Linked DNA regions of Mus musculus: all the other regions are linked to region 3. Evidence: chromatin loops called from intact Hi-C (ENCODE). Cell type or tissue: heart. All regions are shown on one strand. Each heading gives the region's core, and the rest is flanking DNA. Links, peaks and the distances in the headings are about the cores only. Region 1 overlaps Lrrc7 (leucine rich repeat containing 7). Region 2 has its middle 150 kb from the start of Ptger3. Region 3 holds the start of Ptger3 (prostaglandin E receptor 3 (subtype EP3)).

Region 1 (8,065 bases), core at 962-5,961, 510 kb before region 3:
ACAGAGTGAGTTCCAGGACAGCCAGGGCTACACAGAGAAACCCTGTCTCGAAAAAAACAAAAACAAAAAAAAAAGAAAAAAGAAAGAAAGAAAGAAAGAATGAAGAGGAAAAAACACTTCAAGGTTTTACTTTAAAACCAACAGTGAAAACAAAGGAATGTGGGTCCCTTTGCTTTTTCACTCTATGATTGTCTTGATTTTTCCTAGGAGCTGATTTTTTGGGGGGAAATAAGGAGATATAGTTTCAACTTTAGGGACACCTTGACTCCCTGGGTTCTGCAGGTGGATTCTTTGACATCACCCTAAGTAAGAAAAAACTTTTTAAAATGACAGACCTGGACCCAGCATGTGCAAGCAGCCAGGAGATGTGGGGTATAGCCGTTTCTTCCAAATTTTCAAGATACAGTCTTATTTTGGCACAACTTGGTTCATGGTAGCACCATAACAAATTAAATATTGGGAAATGTAGAAAATGCTAAAATCCTATATAGAGCTGGCCAAGGCTGAAGCAGTAGGCCAGTCCCCAGCACATGAATTTCCAAATATAGCATAATTTTCCCTCCTTTATTAAAAAAAGGCTCTTGTTTTATCGTTTAAGCTAGTATCATTTGTTTATATGAATGGATATGGAAAAGGGGTTTAAAAGGATCATTCAAATTTCCTTCCCTTGAAAAGTTTGTTCTCTCATTTTGAACAAGTGTATTATTTGTAGTGTTGATCCCCATCCCCTATTTTAAAATAAAACAATGAGCATATGGTTGTACAGATAGGCAGGCATCTCTCACCTCGAGAAAACTAACATAATATTGTTTTCAACAGCAAACTCCTTCGCAATAGGGTAGCTGATCTCAGTAATGGAAGATATGTTATACAGTCAAGGCATCAAGAGACATGACTTTGCAGACTGTCACAAAAACAAAGTGCAGTGATTATAAATTTTATGACAATTATCTGCTGGGCACCCCCGTGCATCAGGCCTGTTGGGGACACAGTACAGTCTCTCCTCTGCACAAAACATCATAGCTGGGAGGAAAGAGAAGCTGCAGACAGAATGAGGCGGGTATGGTGAGTCCTCTGTCTCTGCCCTTACCCCATGCCAGGGCTGATGGCATCAACTCTGTCTGGATTGGAACAGTACTTTAATTGGAGCTCTCTCTATACATTTCTTCCTACTGGGTCCTAGGGCCACTGGTAGAGCATTTAAAGCATTTGTTGGGACTTAAAAAGACATTTGACAAGCGGATCATGGCTGGACTGAAGATATTTTTGGACAAGGGAAATAGAACCAAGAATCTCTTGGATTTTGGAGGAAGGGTTGTCATGAAGACAGTTGTCCCCCAATCTGACCTAGTGTTCAGCTCCATGCTGTGGCATTAGTAGATGATAAAATCATAACAGACACAGGCACAAGAGAAGGTCTTTCCTGTACCCACCACCTCTAGAGCACACTTTCAGAGTCCAGTGTTAGAACCGGCCACGCAGCAAGGCAGTAAACATCCCAGTGTAGGGGTGTACACCTTTAATCAGAACTCAGGAGGCAAGAGCTGGTGACTATCTATGAGCTCAAGGCCAACCTGGTATACATAGTAAGTTCCAGGACAGTCAGAGCCATATAGTGAGACCCTGTCTCTTATCAATTAATCCATCAATCAAAAAAGAAAGGCAGTAAACGGGGAACAATATTTTTGCCTGTGTATTGCCCTGTGGGTTTAAGAACACTGTCACAGCCTGTTTATGCCATTAGATTGCACATATTCACAAATCAAACTGTTTTCCTTCAGGAGAGCTGAGGCCTCTGATTATTGTACCAGCTTGTATCTTTTCTTTGAAAAGAACACACAGACTAGGTGTTCTTTTACTTCTGTGTATCCCAGTGATTCACCACCTCGGTACACATTGGTTCCGCTAGCAGGCTTCCTCTCCCAGACGCCTTTCCAAGTTACCAATCATGCTTGGCCTTCGGAGTCCTGCCTCAGTGAGCATGAAGGCTTTCTTAATCTTAATGGGAAAACTTCTGTGTGTCAGTACCACGGACATGGTGTAGCCTTCACTCTGCCTGAGCCCCTGGCTGCTTGGTCTGTGTTATAAGAGAGAGAGACAGAGAGAGAGAGACAGAGACAAAGACACACAGAGAGACAGAGGGACAGAAAAAAAACAAGAAGCATTTACATGTCTTCTGAACGGCAACACCAGAACACACCAATCCCTCAGCCTTAGTGCCACAAGCAGAGTAAGTGACATATTTAACAAATATTGACTTGAATGGGTGACTGATGCTCAAGCTGTATATCCTTAAGTGGTAAACCTTAGATTCACTATTCTCATTTTTGCTGGGGGTGGAGGCATCCTCTAAGCTGACTTCCCCCCTCTCTTTGCCATTTCTTCTCAGACTTTCAGAACCCTGTGCTGTTAAGAAGCTAAGTTTCACTTCCTTTTTACGTGTTCTAAAGATGCCAGAACTGCCCAAAACCTTTAACAACAGAACAATTGTTCCATTTGAAAACATTTTATTTATGTCCTTTTAATTAGTTCAGAACTTTCTTCTGGGGAGAAGCCATGCTGTCAGAAATGTCCTAGAGACATGAAGGATGGTGTGGAACTCACAAAGCTGTGGTTTTAAGTGTCTTAGAGACCACCAAGCTCCGGACCCCATCTTGGACATAGTCCTCAAGTCCCACTGAGGTGTCTATTGAAGACTGTATGTGGTCAAGGCTGACTTCAGACTCATTTAATGTAAAGATCCATTTGTCTGTATAATATGACTAGGGAGGTTGTTGGCTTAAATTGTTTATACAATATGAAGGTGGGGAGAAGAGACAAGAACATCATAAAAGAACATGAAAAATTCAGAGGAGAAATGAGGTACCCATAGTCAACAGAGCGTTTTACTGAGATACAATATACCACCTGAATTCCCCAGTAAGGAGGCCTGTCTTACCGATGTGTTACCACCATCCACTAATAAAACTGAGGAAGCGCCAAATTATTGTTGCTTTTCCACCAAAATTTCCTTCTTTTAGGGTTCTGGGTTCAAGCCTGAGATACATGCTATCCTTACAATCATTTGAACATGCCCACAAAACTTTTTTTTTTTTAAGGAGCATGTAGTTACAAAGAGTCACCACTAGATGGAGAGAATCTTCCTAGATTTGATGTAAGAGTTGAGACACATCTTCCCAGGCTGTTCTTGTAGCTGATGGAGTTGTTAGTAATAGCCCTTTCTACCCTCTTTATTAAAGATTATAACTATGCTCTAAGATTAAATGATGCCAGTGGATTCTATATCTTTCTGTACTAAAATGTTCAGGTTGAATCAACTTTCCAGAGTCAGTCTCTCTCTCTCTCTCTCTCTCTCTCTCTCTCTCTCTCTCTCTCTCTCTCTCTCTCACCCTTGGACCAGAGTGTGCTGTGATTCCGATCTTTCTAACCTGTTCATCAAGCACATCCTCCAGTTTCCTTAGCTTTCTTGAGTCTTCCAAATACTTTGTGCTGATCTCCCTTATTTGATCCGCAATTCCCTTCAGTTGATGTGGCAATATATTTGCTTTAAATCATCATTATTTACTTTGTAAATTATCTCTCCAAAAGTTAAGCATCAAGTTTACCTGAATGGCCTCTCTTAATGAAATACTAATCAAGGTCCTGCCTGAATGTACATTTCTGGCTGACATCTGGTAGTAACTCCTCTGTAAACTCACTTTTCACTTTATTCATGTGTACAAGTAATTAGCCTATCCTAAATGGAGTTTATTGCATAGAGAATGCTTTTTTAAAAAGCATCGCATAAAGTGAGAATTGGGTTTCAAGAAAGGCCTACAGTAAACCCATCCCCAGCCTCTTTCAATCAGAAGATCCACATATTGCAAGCACAGACTATTGACTACCTTCAGGGTGCACATGGTTCTGAGATATTTAGAATTTCAGGGCCTCTGATGGCTGGGTCCTGATGGAGGAAGCCACATCTAAGCTAAGGATGTCTTCACTGTAACCTCTGCCTCAGCAAGCTTTTCCCTTGCTGATCCCATCAGAACCATCCCCATTTGAGCTTCAGACTCCCCTCTGCCAACACTTAATCTCCTCTTTCAGCAAGAGTAAACAGATGACAGAATGTTCTTCCCTGAAGCTTACTAAAACTTTAAGTCCCGGTGTTATTCTCCAAAGGAAGCTGCTTTCTTCTGGCCACCAGGTCACCAGCTCCTATAGTGAGCTCTGAGCAGATTCTAGTCAGCCTCTTTAAGGGGCTGGGACTAATCGCTGTGACCTCAATCAAGCCTGCTGGTTTTATGATACCAGGAAGGCTCACCAGGTGAACTTCTGCTCCTTTTAGGAGGCTAAGCATCCCCCAGCCACCTTGGACTTGAGCAGTGTTACCTGCCAGCAAGCGCAACAGTGCCAACCACTGGTCTCTTCTTTTGGAAAACGTTTGACTTTTAACTTGCTTTCTTCTCTATTTCATCATTATCCTCCTTTCCGACTTTCATGTACTCCTAAAATTTTTGGTTGTAGAACTAAGCAAGAGAATGAGAACTGGGAAGAACCTTGGAACAATGCTGAGAGGCTGCCCAGATGCTCTTCTGTGTTCCACAGTACTGCCGAATCTTCCTTGTGGCTCTGGTACTGTAGTGCCACTCAAATTTTGGTACAAACCATTGAAGTATTTTTTGCTTGTTTTTCTTGGTCTACATAGTAATCTTAGTGTTCTGTTCCTGGAATAGTCTCTCAGTTAGCACATTCCCTCTTGTCCTGAGATCACCAAGCCCTTCAAGATTAAGGCTCTTGCTGTCTACCCTGCCAGCTCTGACGCAAAGCAAACACCCTTTTCTACTCTGCAGTATGAAGTGCTCAGGACTGTGTTTTTAGCTGTTCAGAATGTTAGAGTTATTCATGTTGGTTAGTGGAGTTATCCTTCAGTGTAGAAAGAGAAAACTGCAAGAAAAACTGGCACTAACTTAAGTGGCCTCTGACACCTTCCCTAACCCTGTCCCAGTTTGTGTCACATTCTACAATAGATGAGTGATCGTGATCAGCAAAACTGTTTCTTTCCTTCCTTCCTTCCTCTTTCTTTCTTTTTCTTTCTTTCTTTCTTTCTTTCTTTCTTTCTTTCATATCTATCTATGTATCTATGTATCTATCTATCTATCTATCTATCTATCTATTTATTTATTTATTTTGGTGTTTGTTATAGCAGAATTTGATTCATGAGAAAATCATCAGGCAGCTGGTAAGTCCCAGCTTCTCCCAAACTCTATGTAACCTGTCCCCAGCCACCTATCTTGACCCAGTGTTCCTCATGTTTTAAACTAGCTGGCAAACACATTTGCACAGCCTTATTGTGGGAACATTCAACTTGGCAATAAGTACTTTGCTCTTGATAGGATCTCAAAGATTCCTTCAGACCAAGAGAGACTCCAGCAAGCATACAGTTAGATACGGTTGCCCAACCTGCACATCCCTGTGCCTGCCTCCCAACACAAGTCAAATGTGGGAACCAATCCCCCACCAACTACACATACACACACAAACACACACCTCTGTCCTTTTTGGTATTAGTATTCCTTTTTTTTTTAATTTTCACGCATCTCTTCAAAATCTGGACCTCAGGCTCTACAGCCCTGGGTTGTCATAAATAGCTCAAAAATGAGAAATCATGACTTCGGCTTTCTTTTTTAAAATTACTTTAATAAATACCCCAACATGTTCACCTATACCACTGTACAGACTTTGTTTGTTTGTTTGTTTGTTTAAGTGCTTCCAGACCTGTAGTTTGAATATATGTAGTTCAGGGACTGTTGTTTCTAGGCATTCTACCTAGGAGTTTGTGCCTGTGGAGCATGTGGATGCCCCACCCCTGAGCTACACCCAACCCATACAGAAGTGATGACGGGAGTGTTTCCAGAGTTCTAGCCTGTGGTATTAAGACTTAAAAAAAAAATGTAATGATTTTTTTAAGCCTTTCCTTTTCTGGTTGCCCTTGCAATTAAATTAAATAAAAAGAGGCATATGTTCAAAGTTTTACTGTGGCAGCAGTTAAACATACAACTAAGCCCTGTCAAGAAACAATCAGGTGGGGAGATAGATGCTTAAGTCTACAAACTGCTGTCTTCGAGAAATGTGAGAGCAGAGACCACATACTCACGATCTCCCTCACTCCCACACGGCAGCAAAGGATTCCTTTCAGCTTTACCGATTCACACTGTGGATACAGAACATTCTAGAAGGCCAGCTCTTGCTTCTCACCTGTGTTTATTGTGCAGAAAGGACAAGTCTTTAGAGACAGAGGAGGCAGTATCATCCAGGATAAGTTATTAGGCCTGGCTTGCCATTCCTTTTAATTTAGTCCTTCAGGGAGGCTGCCATCAAGGAACAAAGCCAGAGAGAATGTAGAGATAGGGCTTCTCATGGCTGGAAAGCCAAGGCCTATTGCTTCAACTTATGTCCTTGAGGTACTGTGTCTGTACAGAAAATAAGACCCTGAGAGGCCAACAAGAAATGCAATTTAAACTGCACCTAAGATAATAAAATTGGATGAAAAGTAAAAAGAAAAAAACAAACAGATTTCCTGGTACTAGGGTTTCCTGTAAACACCTTGTGGGTACCTCATAAGCAGCTGAGATTATTAGTGTTTGGTCCTAGTGACTATTTCAGCTGCCTTATCCACATTAGCTGCTAAGAAGTGATAACTCCCCAAGTTCCCATATAAAGTCTCTCCTGCTACCGTATTACATGGCAAGGAGAACAGGGGCTTTTGTTTGTTTGCTTGCTTGCTTGCTTGTTTTACTTCCTTGAGGTTAAAACTAGAGTCCCACCCCCACCCCAGATTAGTCTAGAGTTGGGGCAGCAGTAATAAATTAGGACGCATTCAGGTGTGACAACACAGCTACCTGTGATGGTGAAGACCTAGAGTGACTTAGTGTATCTGTGCATTAAATTAGAAAATATTTAGCAGAAACATGTAGCATAGCCGCATTTGAAAACGAGATTGTGCACTTGGGAGGCAGAAGCAGGTAGATATCGGAGTTCAAGGCCACATGTGTTCTACAGAGTGAGTTCCAGGATAGCCAGGGCTACACAGAGAAACTCTGTCTCAAAAACTCCAAGAAAATAAAAAATAAAAAAATGAGATTGCGTTTTGAAAATACTTGAAGTATTTCCTGACCTCCAGGTACCACTTTAAGCATGCTAGATATCTAGGTTGGGAGTCACTGAAGCACACCCCACAGCTATATTGGCCAGTAATGGAAAGTCCACTTTGTAGGAAGTTGATAGTGCCTGCTCCACAGACGCTGTCATTTCTTAAGCCAATCTTTAGAATCCCCAAATGTTTGGGGCAGTGAAAAACAGTAAATATACTTTGTTAATTAAAAACAGACTTTCTTTTTTAATGATATACTTTTACATGACAAATTAAAAAAAAAAAAAACTTGTAATCTGTGTCTGTCACACTAAGACACCAGATACCACAGAGAATCTCTTAAATCACCACCAAAGAAATGGAGAGAATAAATCAAATGTTTGAAAAAATAGAGAATGGCCTTGGGAGATGGCTCAGTATGTAAAGAACTGACCACACAACTATGGGAGCCTGAGTCAGGACCCTCAGAACAGCTATACATCTGGGCAGGCATAACAGCTTCCTGCCATCCCTTGTCTAAGAACGCAGAGACAAGTGACACCCCGCCCCCACCCCCTGCAACAGGGCAAGCTGGCTAGCTGGATTAGCTCTGGCTTCAAATGGAAGGCCCTGCTCCCATATATAAAGTGGAGAGATATTAAGGAAGATATTTGACAATAACTTTAGGTCTCCAGAGGTACGTGCACACATGTACATCCACACCCAAAGTCACACATGCAAAAGAAAGTGGACTAGAATCATAGTTAGTTCTTAGCACCTTACTGGAGTTCTTATAGTGTGGAACTCTTGTCTTATGGAACGAATGTGGTAACATTCCTACATACAGGAGATGGGTGGCCTCTCAGAGGGGCTCAAGTTTACCCAGAAGGCCAGTTAGTCTTTGAAGCTAGTCACTATTCAGTTTAATCCTTGGCAGCTAGTCTTCTTGACATG
Region 2 (8,065 bases), core at 1,019-6,018, 150 kb before region 3:
CTTATTCTGAAATCTCAAGCTGAAGATGCAAAATGTAAAATGAAAGTAATATCAAGACATTCCACTTGAACGCTATACAAGATGTAAAACAAGTTTGAAGCCTGGATCCCTTGGGGAGTAGTTTTTATAAAGATTCACTCTTCCCTTGTATAATTTTGAAGCCAATCTAACCGCAAAGGTCACTTATTACGTCGGGGAGTGGTAGCTTCCTCTGCTTGTCATGGATTTACTTGCTAATGGAAGTTATTTTTTTCTCTCACAGCTGGAATACTTTCCCTCAATCATCTTTGCTCTGTGTGTGATCTGGCACAGCTCAAGACAGTAACTTCAGTTCTGAATACTGATAGCACTGTATAAGGGAAGTGTAATACCATCTACAGATGAGGAAGCACAGCTGACTGTCTTCACGTCCCCCAGATCACAGGTCCACACAGAACCCTTTTGACAGAATTCAAGGGAGGCAGAAATTTCAACCACTGAAAAACCAAACCAAACCAAAATCCAAAACATGGGTTCCACCCTAGCCAGCCACCTTCAAGAACCACAGGTCTTCATAAACTATTTCTGGCTAATGAGGACTGTGTTTACAGCTGAGTGGCAAGATCTACTAATGAGTTGTGAAATTGTGGGAAGCCGCAAACTCCATTACAAGGTGGCGCTGGCTACCACTGGCCACCGCCCATGATTATGGATAAACAACCAATGTGTGCATGTGCATAAGAGTTTTTTTGCCGAGTCACTGCCTGGCCCGACGCATATTAATGAGGTACTGGTAGCATAACCAATCAGGTATGGACACGTCACTCCTAGGCCTATATAAGCAGCACCATTTCTGGGCTCAGGGTCTTTCGCCTATGCAGTCAATGCTCTCCCAATAAATGTGTGCAGAAGGATCCTATTGTGGCGTCATTCTTGCTGGCGAGTCGGGCGCTCACATGAAATCATTGGGTGAATAACAACGCACTTATTTTGAAAATAGCCTGGAAAAGACTAGAATAAAGTAGAATTTTTAAAAAGTCAAAGCATGTCAGACCTACAAAAAATGAACGTTGGAAATCACCATGCATGGCCAGGGAAGAGATGACGGGTGTTTGTGGTGAGTTTGTGTATGTGAGAGTCAAGAAGCTCACAATCACTGTGCTCAGCTCACACGGGGGTGACATAAGAGGTGAAGTTGGACTCTGACCAGGCCGTTGTACTGAGTTATGAGTAACAACATTCTTCTGCATGCAGAGAACCAAAATAGGCTCTTGCTCTCAGAGGTGTCACGACAGGACATCTGAGAGCTGTGCAGGAGGCTCATCCAAGCAGTAACCAGACAGTAGCTGCAGTTGCAGCAGACAACAAGGAACAAGACCTATGTACACCTGCTTTCTTCCTGCTGCAGAATTTAGCACACGTGGCACACACAGCCTACATCTCTCATAGCTTCTGTGATAGTGTTCTGGCTGTGAGCTTCTCATTTTTCATAGATCAGCAAAATTTCTTGACCCCTCTCCTCCCCCCCAAAATTGTGTATCATGCTCGTGGCCAGCTGATTAGTGTGGTTTTATTCAATGCCAGTGTCCTGCAGAAGGAATGCGTGCTGTTATCGGGTGCATCTTCACTATTCAGCCTGTCTCACACACTGCTGTTTAGTATGTGAAGGGTTAGTGACAGTTGCCACAGAAAGAAAGCTTCAGGATAAGGGATCTCAGAAAGGGAAGCCAGAGAGACGGGGACGGGGGGCAGTTACCAAGCAAAGCAACCAACAAAACAAGTATGAAACCATTCTTCCTTTAAATACACATTATTCCACATACGTTCTGGACCAGGTACTGTGCTGGACCTGGGAAACTGACAATGTTAAGACATGGTGCCCTAACACGACATGGCTGGAAACTGGAGTAATTCTTAGAGATAACATTTCCTAGAAACAACTCTTGCTCACAGTACTTTATATGCATTAATCTGATAACTTTAAGGGGCAGGCAGGAGCTGTTATCGCTATTTTATAAATAATAAAACTAAGCGACACAGAGTTAATGCCTTGCCTGAGCACCACTGTAAGTGGCAGAGCTGGGGTTGGTCTTATCTTTAATGTGTTTCGTTGGATCCTGCCTGAGACTGGGACACAAGTAGGAAACAAACACTCAAGAAATGATACAGTTCAGCTGTGCACACACCACCTACAACTGACACAGAGACGACTGTCCACAGGGATACGTCCTAGAAGGAGTTCAGAGGAAATGATCAGGGAAGGAGCCTCAGGAGAGCCATGTATAATGGAACACTGAAAGAGATGCTGCACTTTGCCTTGTGGAAAGAGTGGTGGTGGGCATCCCCTGGGGTCAGGATTTCAAAGCTGGAGAATCAACTGGACTTTGGGGATGTGGTTATGCAGTGGGCTTGGGATCTCTGGAGAATACTTGAAATCAGAGAGTTAGAGGATATATAGGAGGCTGCTGGACAGGTCATCAGTAGAGGGTTGTCTGCCACTTTATGGATTCAAGTCTTGAGCCTGAAGGTTATAGAGACCTGATGCATTTTAAGTAAGAAGGGACTGGGACAGCATCCAAGATTAGACCTCTGTGTAGTATCAAGGGCAGAATGGACAAGGATGGGCAGAGGAAAGAAGGGAGAAGGAGAGAAGAAATATGAAGGCAGCTGCCATCACCAGCCAGGAGAGCATAAGGCAGTAACTGTGGCCACTGAAGCCAAGGACTTGAGAATGCTGCCGTTTGGAAAAGGTGCTGGGTATGGGATGAAATAGGAGTCAGGTTTAGGGTATTTTCAAGGACCTTGACTTAAAAACAGGGCCACTAAAGAGGAGTAGGCTTCAATGAAAGAAGTCACCATCAAGAAAAGAAAGTCAAGGTCCCACTGAAGGGCTGAGCACAGACAGGGCTTTGGGGGGGGGGGACGGACAGTGTAGATATGAAATCAGACAGTGGGGGCACAGCTCTTCATAACTCTCTGCCTGAACCTGTCTTAATGCAAGTCTCTCAAAGGACTCAGGCCTCATTGCTGACTCCAGGTTTGGGCTATACAGGAAGCTCACTAGGCGTTTCCTGGTCTAAACACTTTGGGAAGTGTTTGGAGTTGTGTAGACTCCCTCAGAAAAAGCCACCGAAGACCTATTGATTCCATTACAACTGCTGGTGCTTCTAGAAGAAATTATTCTCAAGTCTCCAACTAACCCATGCTAACCTGTCTTTCTAGAAATCCCATATCCTGTTAATTTCTATATGAACTCTTCATCTTCTTGCTTAGCCCATTTACTTCAGGAGGTCTTTTCCGTCATCAACTCTGTACCAAATTGGCACCAGCCCTCCTCCAAGAATAAATTAACCATGCTTGTATGCAAACTTCTGTTGCATAGACCACACAAATGACATGTTCAGATCAGTGTCTCACGGGAGGAAGGAACTGTGCAGTTCCAGAGAAAGTCAATATCTTGTTGATCCGTGAATGAGGGCACAGCTATCCCAGAAAAACTGGGGAGTTTACCCTGTGGGAGTTTAGGAAAAGGGCTGAGGGATTGGCTGGCATGTGTTAACACATAGGCCACTAGAGGGCGCTGGGAGCCCATTCAGTCTGGAAGCTGTTATCACAGGAACACAAGGTTAAAGATGTTTGAGATGAAAGCCGAACTTGACCCTGAATCTCCATATTTCCTTCAGACAGTAGACAAGGTGGGTGCCCTTATTTCTGGTTTAACTTCTCGGCTGTGAATGTATTACTGGATTCCAAATGACCATCTGCCCCATCTCTAACTTGTAGTATATGCTCACCTCATCAGGGTGTGTCCACAAGCAGCCTTGTCTAAGGCTGTTTAGCAAGGCCCTCTGCAGTCACCCCATGCACCTTTGTCAAGGCTTGTTGACCACTTGGTGTTATGCATTCGTTTTTTTTTTTTCTCTCTCTCTACAAGAGAAACCTTCCTTTGCATCAGCCCTGTGGCTGAGTGCTTATTGTGGTTTTGAGTACTTCTGTCCACCGTTTTCAGAGTCTGTGTCTTTTTAAGTCCGTGGTTCAAGACTGACAAAATGTGAGATACATATACATTCTTAGTAAATAACTGACTGGATGTTTCTGAGCCCATGCTGTCAATCCACCTAGGAAAGATACAGAGAATTCTGATTATTTCTAAAACCTTATTTCAAACAGGATGCAACATTGGGGTTCCATCCAATAGATTGAGTTAATCGTAAAGATTGATGCAGGAACTCCCACCGATAGAAAATAGGATGGACCACAGAGATTCAGAAAGTTTGTGCCATAGCTGTTCTTTAGTAATGCAGGAAGGTAGAAATCCTAGTGGTTATCTGAGAGATGCCGTCTAGGTCAGATTGAGCGGCTCTGGTGGCCACAATAAGAGTTGAAGTGCAAATGTCAACCTGAACCTGGGAGAGATTGGAGAGAGATAGGTAGGTGAAAGGTCAGATTACCAATGTCTTGGCCTGGCTCTGCACCTAGAAACACATGACTAGAAACAGCTTCTCTGTTATGTCACCAGGTCATGTCATTGATTTCTGATGTGCTATTTCAGCTTATCAAATATCACGGTGTGTTCTTCTCCCTCCCACATTCTCTTAGGGAGGTGTCTGTGTCCTGTGAATATCCATCCAGGTCACCAGCCTGCTTGTCAACACTTTCAATCACTGGGGAATTGGAAGTTCTCTTTAGCCTCCAGTGTGGTTATGTTGAAAGAAAGGAGGAGAAGGAGGGGGAGACAGGTGGCATTACGATACTATTGACCTATTAGGGACCTGGATGGTTTCTCCGTTGCTCTTTCCCATGATCCTGAAGCATCCTAACCTGAAGTGCCCTGGTAGGATACAGTTAGTGTTTGTTCTCATGGAGTTCTTTCTGCAAAGGCTGGTGCTGTTTTATTGGAGAATTATTAATTCCTTATTATTTTTCAGATAGTACACATTTCCATTTCTGCAACTGTTACCCAAATATTTTGTGTCAGAATTTTGTCACACTTCTAGTAAACTCACTCTCAAACTGAGTAAAATTTATGATCATTACTGACTGCTTACTGTGTTCTGGGGACTAAAGCGTATCCATGTGATCTTTGCTCCTAATAATTCTGGTGGGCTAAATCACATGTCTATCTACGTTACATGTATTTTGGAGAAGCTACCGAGGTGACTTGGTGTTTTTGACTGGAGCCACACCCCAGACAGTGTGGTACTCTGTGCTGATGAATCACATCAACGAGGAAGCAAACACAAAACGAGCTGAGCTTCTGTTTATAAGTCAGAAATGGCTCTCTGATTCCCTTCGCACGGATTTAACTGGCTGCTCTGGGGACAACGTGTTGCAGTGCTGAGTTTCCAGAACTGCTCACTGCCTGAGATGCAGTGATTGGTGCTGACCCACAAGGTGCCACTGTGGGCCTGAATGTTGCCCATGGTATGATCCTTCCAACCTGCACTCTTCCTCACGCAGGCATGGCAGGGCTCTCTGGGACCCACAGTACCGTGCTGTCTCCTGGCACACCACAGGCCTACAACATGCCAACATGAAGTGCTCCTTTTGCTGCGTGGATTCGATTCCCTTTCTGTCCTGGGAGCCACAGCTGCAATCCCATCATCCTCCGTTTCCCCAAGTGACTCTCTTTACCCCACGGTCTGGACAATCACAGCAGCGTTTTGCATTCTTATTTCTATCTGATCCATGCACGAGCCTCAACTCTCTCTTACTTTTGTGCTCTGCAAAAATGAACAAATCCCCCACAGGCCTTTCTGTGTTTCACAGGGCAGCTGATGTGTAAGAGTGTATACTCACAAATAAAGAGTAAGAACACTGATGATTTTGGTCTTTCCCTGCAAATATAGTTTATAAAACTATTGCCAAGAAAGCTGTATTTCTTCTAACCGCCTGGTTTATTTTTGTGCTATGAGTGCCGAGGGTCTGCACTTCTCTCCTCACAGGCCATCTAAAGACATTTCATTCCGGTATGTATCATACGCTGATATTCTTGAGAATAAGTTCCTAGAATGGATTTTATGAACCAGACAATTTTAATTTTTAAAATTAAAATTCTGCACAGTACATGCCAGAGATAGGAGAAATGTACTACATTGCTGTCTAACCCCCTTAAATTTTAATATTTCTAACTTTTATTTTGAGATTACAGATTGTTCTCATAAAAAGATACACTGCTACTCTTATAGGGCCAATAGTTAGTCCAGGAAGCCAGGATAAGGCCAAGTGTTGCTCAGAGCCCTGTGGGTGCTGCTCAGAGCCCTGTGGGTGCTGCTCAGAGCCCTGTGGGTCCTCACACCAGTTTTCTCCTAGGTAGCTCCCTAGCTGTGTTTCCCAGCTCTTCAGAGCTAGAGAGAATTGAATTTACTTCCACTTAGGTCCCAATAGGTTGCCATGCTCCCTGCAGGTCCTCAATAAATACTGATTAAATTGGATACTGCCCAGTTATCTTTCCCTCCTTGTTTCTCAAGCCAGCCAGTCTCTGATTCTCTGTTTTTATAATCCTCTTTCCATTTTTCTCATCTGTCTCATAGTCTCATACACACACACACATTCACACACACATGCATACACACCCACACACGCACGCACACACACACACACACACACACACACACACACACACGCATACACACCCACATGCACACACATGCATACACACCCACACACGCACAGAAATACACACACACACACACATACACACACACACACACACAAACACACACACACACACACATTCATGCATGCACGCACACCTTTCTGTATCTATGCTTGTTCCCCTCCAGAATCACTGTGTTTTCCCAAGAAACTTGACATCCTAATAGATTTTTATATATAGAACGATCCATTTAGCATTTTTCCCCCTTGGAAACAGTTTTCAATCTTCTAGAGGCACCAGGGAAGGTAGGTTGGGCTCTGTCTGTTCCCCACATACCATCACAAGTCAAACAGTGGGCTGCAGTCTGTGGTCCTCTGGGCTTTCTTCTCAGTTTCTGCCCAGACAGCCTGCATTCCTCTGTGCTGGGACGCCAGGCACACTAAGCCCAGGGGGAATACCCTGCTTCTTTTTCCTCTACTGATTTTTTGGCCTGAGATACTGGCACAGGAACACAGTTACACAAAATCCTTGAAGCCTTGTCCTGTCCCCATCCTCAACCCTGCGATTTCTTAAGGACTGTCTATGGGTGTCATGTGGTACTCTTAATTCCCTCCAGCTACTGTCTGGTGACCATAGGAAGATAGTGTTGGCCGCTGTGCCTCACTGTGTTACCCTTGGCATATTTCTGTAAATAGCAGTTGTGCCTAGGAAGTAACAACCTAATTATCTGAGAAGCATGTGGCCTGAGTACTTTATTGGAGTTCCTCATTTAATATGCTGTGAATATGTGTGTTTGATTATATGTGTACATATGTGTTCACATGTGTACAAATGTATGCACATGTGTGTGAGGTCCAGAGTACAACCTTAGGGCCTCTCACTGGTCTGGAGGTTGCCAATTAGGCTAGGCTTGCCACTTAGCAACTCCCATGTCCATGTTCCCAGGGCTGGGATTACAAGCATGTACCATGATGTCCAGCTTTTTTTTAATTAGGTATTTTCTTCATTTACATTTCAAATGCTATCCCAAAAGTCCCCCAGACCCTCCCCTCTACTCCCCTACCCACCCACTCCCACTTCTTGGCCCTGGCGTTCCTCCCGTACTGAGGCATATAAAGTTTGCAAGACCAAGGGGCCTCTCTTCCCAATAATGGCCAACTAGGCCATCTTCTGATACATATGCAGCTAGAGACACGAGCTCCAGGTGTACTGGTTAGTTCATATTGTTGTTCCACCTATAGGGTTGCAGACCCCTTTAGCTCCTTGGGTACTTTCTCTAGCTCCTCCATTGGGGGCCCTGTGTTCCATTCTATAATGACTGTGAGCATCCACTTCTGTGTTTGCTAGGCCCCGGCATAGTCTCACAAGAGACAGCTATATCAGGGTCCTTTCAGCAAAATCTTGCTGGTGTATGCAATGGTGTTAGCGTTTGGAGGCTGATTATGGGATAGATCCCCGGGTGTGGCAGTCTCTAGATGGTGCATCCTT
Region 3 (7,688 bases), core at 1-5,000:
GACGGCGGCTTTGGCCCGACAGCGGGACACCAGGGCTTTGATGGTCGCCAGGTTGCAGGCAAAGGTCACCACCAGAGCCAGCAAGCCCAAGCAGGCGAAGGCGGAGGCAAAGGCCACGCTGCCCGGCTCGCGCGCAGGGTCTGTCTCGTTGCCCGCCGGCCCGGTGCTGATGAAGCACCACGTGCCCGGCCACTGCACGCTGTAGCGGCCCACGCCCAGCACCGGCAGCAGCGCGAAGGCGAGCACAGACAGCCACACGCCCAGCAGTACCGCGCGCGTGGCGCGAGTCTTCATGTGGCTGGCATACCAGTGCGGCGCACGGATGGCCAGGGCGCGCTCCACGGCCATGGCGCTGGCCACCAGGAGCGAGGATAGCCCGAACACTGTCATGGTTAGCCCGAAGAAGGTGCACAGACGCCCCGATGGGTCGAGCTGCTCCCAGCGTCGCTGTGACAGGTACACGAGGATGACCACCGGGCTGGTCAGGAGCTGCCCCACTAAGTCGGTGAGCGCCAGCCAGCCAATGCACAGCAGGAAAGACTTCTTGCGCTTGCTCTCGCGGCGCCGGTAGCTGCGCGACACGAGCAGCATGGCCAGCGCGTTGCCCACGAAGCCAGTGACCATCATGGTGATGGGAAAGGCCACGGACACGGAGCCGCAGTCGTCGGTAGTACTTGACAGGTTGCTGTGCGCTTCAGCAGAGTGCTCCGGCGCCCACATGCTAGCCATAGTGGCGGGGCCACGGTAGGGCGCACGGGGCCGGAGCCTCCCGGCTCAGCTGCGGGATAGCAGCAGAGTGCACTGGGGGACAGCCGGAGCCCAGGCTCTGCTCTCCATCGCCCGCCGCCTCCCGCGCTAGGCTGCGGGGACTGGACAGGCGCCGCCCGACGCCGCGCGAGGCTCCTCCCGCGCCTTGGAGCTCGAGGGGCGGTGCTGCGAGTAGGCAGGCGAAGGGCGGTGTGGGCTGGGATCACCTGGCGCCGCGCCCCCTAGGTCTGCCTCTCCAGCTCTGGGACTCTGTAAAGTGCTCATCAGCCTTTGGGTTACGTGACACTGGAGAAAAGACGAAATCTGACATGTTAGTAGCTGCGTGAATCGCAATGCTGATTTCTCCTCATGTTTGACTGTCATTGAATTTGTTTTATTTAATATATATATATAAATATATATATGTATATGTATCAATATCATATGTATATACATATGATACTCACATCTGGGAAAGAATAGGGATGAGTTTGTGTTTTAAGTCTTCCTGAAACTATTGCCTTATTTTACTTTGGACTAATTCCAAACTCATATTGGTAAAATACTTTTCTAGGATAATGTCAGTTTAAAAATCCAAAACCAAGTAAGCACACAGGTGAAAGTACATAGCAAATTCACATTTTCACTGAGTGACATTTCAGTATAATGATACATTTAAATTTTAAGAGTATTCTGGAATTCATACATCAAAGAAAATATGCCACCCTTTAGTTAGATCAAAAATTTTATATTTATTAATAACTAACTTGTTTACATTATCATCCCCCTATTTCCCACCCCGCTGTGTGTGTGTGTGTGTGTGTGTGAGAGAGAGAGAGAGAGAGAGAGAGAGAGAGAGAGAGAGAGAGAGAGAGAGAGAGAGAGAGAGAGTCCTTTCGTATTTACATTGAGGTCAGACTTCAACATGGAGTGTCTTCCACTGTGACTCCCGGCCTGGTATGGCCTCACACACCCAAGCCCAACAGCCAGGCTACTTTTACTCAGGTGTTGGGAATCCCAATTCAGGTCTTCCTTTGAGTGGTTAGCATTCTATTCATTAGGTCACTTCCCCCTGCCTAATGCTTACTGAGAAGGTCGACCATAAGAACATGTATTGGCAAAGATAGTTAATCAATCTCTCTCTCTCTCTCCCTCTCTCTCTCTCTCCCTCTCTCTCTCTCTTATTGGATATTTTCATTTACATTTCATGTTATCCCCTTTCCCGCCCCTCCCTGTAACACCCTATCACATCTCTCCCCCTGCTTCTAAGAGGGTGTTCCTCCACCCACCCACCCACTCCCACCTCCCCACCTTTGATTCCCCTACACTGGGGCATCTATCCAACCTTCATAGGACCAAGGACCTCTCCTTCCACTTGATACCATGACAAGACCATCCTCTGCTACATATGCAGCTGGAGCCATGTGTATTCCTTTGTTGACAGCTCTTAACAAAGTTTCAGAAACCCTTCTCTTCTTGAAGCATTTTTTTTTTCCCAGCCAGAGTTACCTACATTTTAGCTGTTCACCCTGCAAATAAGTAACTTTTAGATTCTCCTGGTTGTTTTCCTGTTGGTTCTTTTGCTAGCTGCCAAGAGTTGACTTAGTTCATTTGAAACGACACTCCCCTCTAGTGGCTAAACTGCTAACATGCACTATCTTGTATTAAAGAGAATTTCTTTAAAACATTTTTTTTTTTAATTCTTTAATCCCCCTCCTGGTCTGCCTTCTAACTGTTCCACATCCCATACCTCCTCCTCCCCCCAAAACCCCGGCTCCAAGAGGATGTTCCCCACCCCCCACCCCTCAAGACCTTCCCCACTCCTTGAAACCTGAAGTCTCTTGAGGGTTAGGTGCATCTTCTCTGACTGAACCCAGACCCATCAGTCCTCTGCTGTATGTGTGTTGGGGGCCTCATACCAGCTGGTGTATGCTGCCTGGTTGGTGGCTCAGTGTCTGAGCGATCTCCGGAGTCCAGGTTAGTTGAGACTACTGCTCTTCCTATTGGGTTGCCCTCCTGCTCAGCTTCTCCCAGCTTTTCCCTAATTCAACCACAGGGGTCACCAGCCTCTGTCCATTGGTTAGGTGTAAATATCTGCATCTGAGTCTTTCAGCTGCTGCTTGTTGGGCCTTTCGGAGGGCAGTCATGATAGGTTCCTGTTTGTAAACACTCCATAATATCAGTAATAGTGTCAGGCCTTGAGGCCTCCCCTTGAGCTGGATGCCAATTTGGGCCAGTCACTGGACCTTCTTTATCTTAGGCTCTCCTCCATTTTTGACTCTGCAGGTTTTTTTTTCAGACAGGAACAATTTTGGGTCAGAGTTTTTGACTGTAGGATGGCAACCCCATCCCTTCACTTGATGTCCTGTCTTTCTGCTGGAGGTGGACTCTATAAGCTCCCTCTCCCCACTGTAGGGCATTTCATCTAAGGCCCCTACCTTTGAGTCCTGAGAGTCTCTCATGTCCCAGGTTTCTAATACATTCTAGAGGGTCCCCCCACCTACTACCGCCATAGGTTGACTGTTTCTATTCTTTCTGCTGGCCCTCGGGGCTTCAGTCCAGTGTCACCCCCACCCCACCCCAATACCTGATCATGTTCTCCTCTTTCCCTCCATGTACTTTGAGACTGGGTCTCTCATCTCCTGGAGCTCACAAATTGGGATAGAATGACTAGTCCGTGATCCTCAGGGATAAGGATCCTTGTCCCCCTTGCCCCCATTGCTGGGATTACAAATCTTATCACTAGACTGATCATTTCCACAGGCTTGAGGGAATGAGCTCAGCCCTGTACTTGAATCTCTGATTAACCAATAAACCAGTGGAGGCTGAAATAAAAGGAGCGTATTTTCATTTTTCAAAAACATTAAAGCTTATATTCACCTATCGTCACATTTAAATTCTGCTTTAGAGATTAAATTAATCTCTAGAGATTAATATTAAAATATTAATATTTTAATTTCAATATGCAAATGATTCATCTCATTTGTATCATTTTTTTTAGATTCAACCACATTTTAATATTCAGCTAATGTGTATGAACTTACCACATTAAACGTCCCTAGGGACTTGGCCTCAGAACCAGATCCACTGTTGCCATGTAAGAACAGTGGTTCTTTCTCATCCTTCGTCTTCAGTCATTCAGTGAGTACTCACTGGGCACCTGGTCTGTTACACACTGTCTTAGTTTTAGGGATGCCAACCAACACATTGAAGCCTCTACACCTATCAGGTTTATATTTCAACATCAATCTCTTGATTTTTCAGAAGCCCCACCGAGGGAAGTAGAGGGATCCCAGGAGTCTTGTATTTGTGGGCTGATTTACTCTGAAGGTGGCATCCTATAACTTAGTGGAAATTATACATTGTAGTGACTCTGGGTTGCATTTTTTTCCTGTGGTCACTTGACTGACCCACTGGACAATTCCTGAATTACAAGCCCGTTGCTATTTCTGAGTCTTCACTCTCTCATGCCTGCTTTATTCTGTGTTCACTGCAGATGGACCTTCTCTGTGCTTCAGTAATTTGCTGGTAAATCAGTAATGGGACCACACTCTCTGGTAATGGTGCGTCTTTCAATTTCCTGATGCATCCTGAATTGCCCATAGTGGGTAGGCATTCCTTTAGAAGCATCTAAGCTGTAGACATATTCAACAATTATATGATTTCTAGCTTCTCAGTACTTGTTTCTTTTCTGAGAGGCCTCTTCACTTTGGGCAGAGTTCAGCTGTGAGATGTGGATCAGAATGGGTTCTTTTGCATCTCTACAGTAGGCCCAGTTGTGTGACTCCTCTCCAAGCCTGATTGCAGTCACTAGCACCTTTTATGTGTACAGCTGTGATTTCCCTACCCCTGATTCCCAGGGTATGTTCATGAAGGTTCAGCAGTTAGCTTCATTCCAATAACAGCCCTCTGTTTCATGTTTCCCACTTATTTTTTAAATTAATCTCTCTGATTTTAAAAATCATTTCAAATGTTTTCTACTGAGTTATACTTTAGCAGAATATGGTCTTTGTTATTTAAAACTAACATTTATTAATTTTTCAAGGCAATGTGATACTAGCATAGGAAGACATTGCTGGTTTTTTTTAATGTAATGTTTCTCTTTTAAAAAATATTTATTTTACTTATATGAGTACACTGTTGCTCCCTTCAGATATACCAGAAGAGGGCATTGGATTCCATTACAGATGGTTGTGAGCTACCATGTGGTTGCTGGGAATTGAACTCAGGACCTCTTGAAGAAGAGCAGTTAGTGATCTTAACTGCTGAGCCATCTTTCCAGCTCCACCATTGCTGTTTTTAATGTGTCCTTTCCAAATTTAAGCACCAAAATGTTAGGGTTCAAGAATCACCAAAGAATGATATCCCAGATTCAAACAGTATCCAAAAGCAAAGAGTGTTTATTCAGCTGAATTTCCCGAATGCAGAGGTCTCCCGATTTGGGAATGGAGATGCATAGTGGGCTCGAATGTTAGTTAGAGGAATTCTGGGCAGGGATATGCGTCCTTTTACGGTGATTGGTTAGCTTTATCTCTTGGGGTCTGACTAATTCTACAATTGGTTAGGCTCAGAAACCTCCCTGGAGGGTTGCTTATTCATTCTAGCTACTACTCTAACTTCAGGCCAGATGACAAGGTGTTCTCAGATTGGTTGCCCGGGGCTCTGGTAGGCTAATCATGAGTTCCTAGATCCAGGTTCTTATTTCTGGGAAATAGCTTGTAGGCCTAGTCTCCCAAACTGTCAGTGTGCAGCCTATCATTGGATCAGCCTGGCTCTGAGCTTAGTCCTCCCAAAAACTTATGATATTTTCTGAAGTAGAGTTTATATACCATTCACATGGAAGAAACTAAGGCAAAGTTCAGTGAAAGAGAATATTCTAGAAATATACATGTTATATATATACATATATATATATACATATATACACACAATAAATACAATATATTGTACATATGTGTATGAACTCTTTATTACATATATACACCATGGTACATATTTGCAAGTTAAATTGTTTTTGTCATAGGTCTTCAAAAAATACAATTATAAAGCTGATTATGGTGCTACCTAACTATAATCTCAGGATTTGTTAAGGCAGGAGAATTTCCATAAGTTTGAAGACCCTGGTGAAGGCCACCTGGCAAGATCTTGTCTGAAAAACAAACCCCTAAATCAAATCTGTTCAGAAATAAAAATAAACATGACCTTGACCACACATAGAAAGAACCAAGATTTAAATGTATGCTTGAACTATAAATCTAGTCTAAAACAGAACATTTGTTAACTCTTCTCTGACAGTAATTACTAGGAGTGTCCTGGCAGCATATTTTGTTTGTTTAGTAACATATGATCACCCCTTTGGGTCAATATTCCTGGAAATTTTCATCCTTCTTGAATGCTAACAATCTAGCCAATTATTTTTTTTAAATGTTTTGTTTATTTGGTAGTTTATTTTCACAGTCAATTTGGCTGGATTTATTCATCCAGGAGGTAAATCTTTGCCTGTGTCTGTAAAGGTGTTTCCAGAGAGGATTAACTAGGGATGGAACATTCACCCTGGGTGTGGGCAGCTCCATTCAGAAAAGGGAAAGAAGGAACCCAGCCAATCTCTCTGCTCCCTGACTCTGGGTGTGATGTGACTGACCAGTTAGTTGTGTTTTACCTCTGCCAGGATGACTGCATTGCACTGTGAACTCAGCCCGTCCCCAAACTGTAAGAGAAACCAAACACTTGAATTGCTTTTGTCAAGAATTTTGTAATAATAATGAACAGTAGTTGATACAGCAAGGTGATTCTGAGAAGTGGGACCATCATTACTTGGATTATCTAAAGATGGGGCCCAAAGCTGTATACTAGAGGTGGCAGTATACTAGAGGTGGCAGAACTGTAGGGTGGGTCTGCCCAATTCTACCAGATGAAGACAGGCACCTAAGACGTTAGATTTGTTGTTTGTCTTGCTGGGTTTTGGTCTCACTTTTGTCCAGCCCCCTGCCCCACATATCCCTTAAGAAGGTGATGTTTACTATGTTTACTCTGTGCTGAATAGTGGGAATATGTTTTGATTTTGTAGGGACTCACAATTAAGACATTGTTTTGAATCACAAAGTGCAACCCTGCCTGTAATAGCTAAGACTGGGGACTTTATTATTTATTTATTTATATTTAATTTTATTTTATTTATTTAAACAATTTTTATTATATATTTACTTCATTTACAATTCAAATGCTATCCCCATATACCCTCCCCCACCCCCTGCTCCCCAACCCACCCACTCCCACTTCTTGGCCCTGGCGTTCCCCTGTATTGGGGCATATAATCTTTGCAAGATCAAGGGCCTCTCCTCCCAATGATGGCCGATTAGGCCATCTTCTGCTACATATGCAGCTAGAGACACGAGCTCAGGGGGTAGTTAGTTCATATTGTTGTTCCTCCTATAGGGTTACAGACCGCTTCAGCTCCCTGGGTATTTTCTCTAGCTCCTTCACTGGGGTCCCTGTGTTCCATCCAATAGATGACTGTGAGCATCCACTTCTGTATTTGCCAGGCACTGGCATAGCCTCACAAGAGACAGCTATATCAAGGTCCTTTCAGCAAAATCTTGCTGGAATATGCAATAGTGTCTGCATTTGGTGGTTGATTATGGCATGGATCCCTGGATGGGACAGTCTCTGGATGGTCCTTCCTTCCGTCTCAGCTCCAAACTTTGTCTCTGTAACTCCTTCCATGGGTATTTTGTTCCCCATTCTAAGGAGGGATGAAGTATCCACACTATGGTCTTCCTTCTTCTTGAGTTTCATGTGTTTTGCAAATTGTATCTTGGGTATTCTAAGCTTCTGGGCTAATATCCACTTATCAGAGAGACTGGGGACTTTAAAAAACTAAATGTAATTTGCCTTATGAGATGAACCTGAGGCTTTAGGAGACATGGTGAAATGTTAGGATT

The links. Peaks named below come from ENCODE experiments on the same cell type or tissue, not always from the same donor. Only the 100,000 strongest peaks of a DNase experiment are listed, where the experiment ranks them.
Region 1: a loop joins it to region 3, with 2.8 times the contacts of the local background. A loop is called at or near these places in 3 of 42 quality-filtered maps.
Region 2: a loop joins it to region 3, with 9 times the contacts of the local background. A loop is called at or near these places in 38 of 42 quality-filtered maps.

The regions. Positions count from the first base shown.
Region 1 is chr3:158,071,908-158,079,972 of GRCm38, reverse strand. It overlaps Lrrc7 (leucine rich repeat containing 7), which reads left to right. Exons shown (of 28, transcript NM_001081358.3): 28 at 1-8,065. Among named protein-coding and RNA genes, the nearest start is that of Lrrc40, 39 kb to the right of the region's middle. In heart, for the core only: a CTCF peak has its summit at 3,125 (motif pointing right); no DNase peak of the experiment used is centred there.
Region 2 is chr3:157,713,235-157,721,299 of GRCm38, reverse strand. No RefSeq gene overlaps it. Among named protein-coding and RNA genes, the nearest start is that of Ptger3, 150 kb to the right of the region's middle. In heart, for the core only: a CTCF peak has its summit at 3,550 (motif pointing right); no DNase peak of the experiment used is centred there.
Region 3 is chr3:157,560,059-157,567,746 of GRCm38, reverse strand. It overlaps Ptger3 (prostaglandin E receptor 3 (subtype EP3)), which reads right to left and starts at 871. Exons shown (of 4, transcript NM_001359745.2): 1 at 1-871. The coding sequence starts at 729. In heart, for the core only: a CTCF peak has its summit at 2,373 (motif pointing left); no DNase peak of the experiment used is centred there; H3K4me3 peaks cover 1,123 bases; H3K27me3 peaks cover 2,410 bases.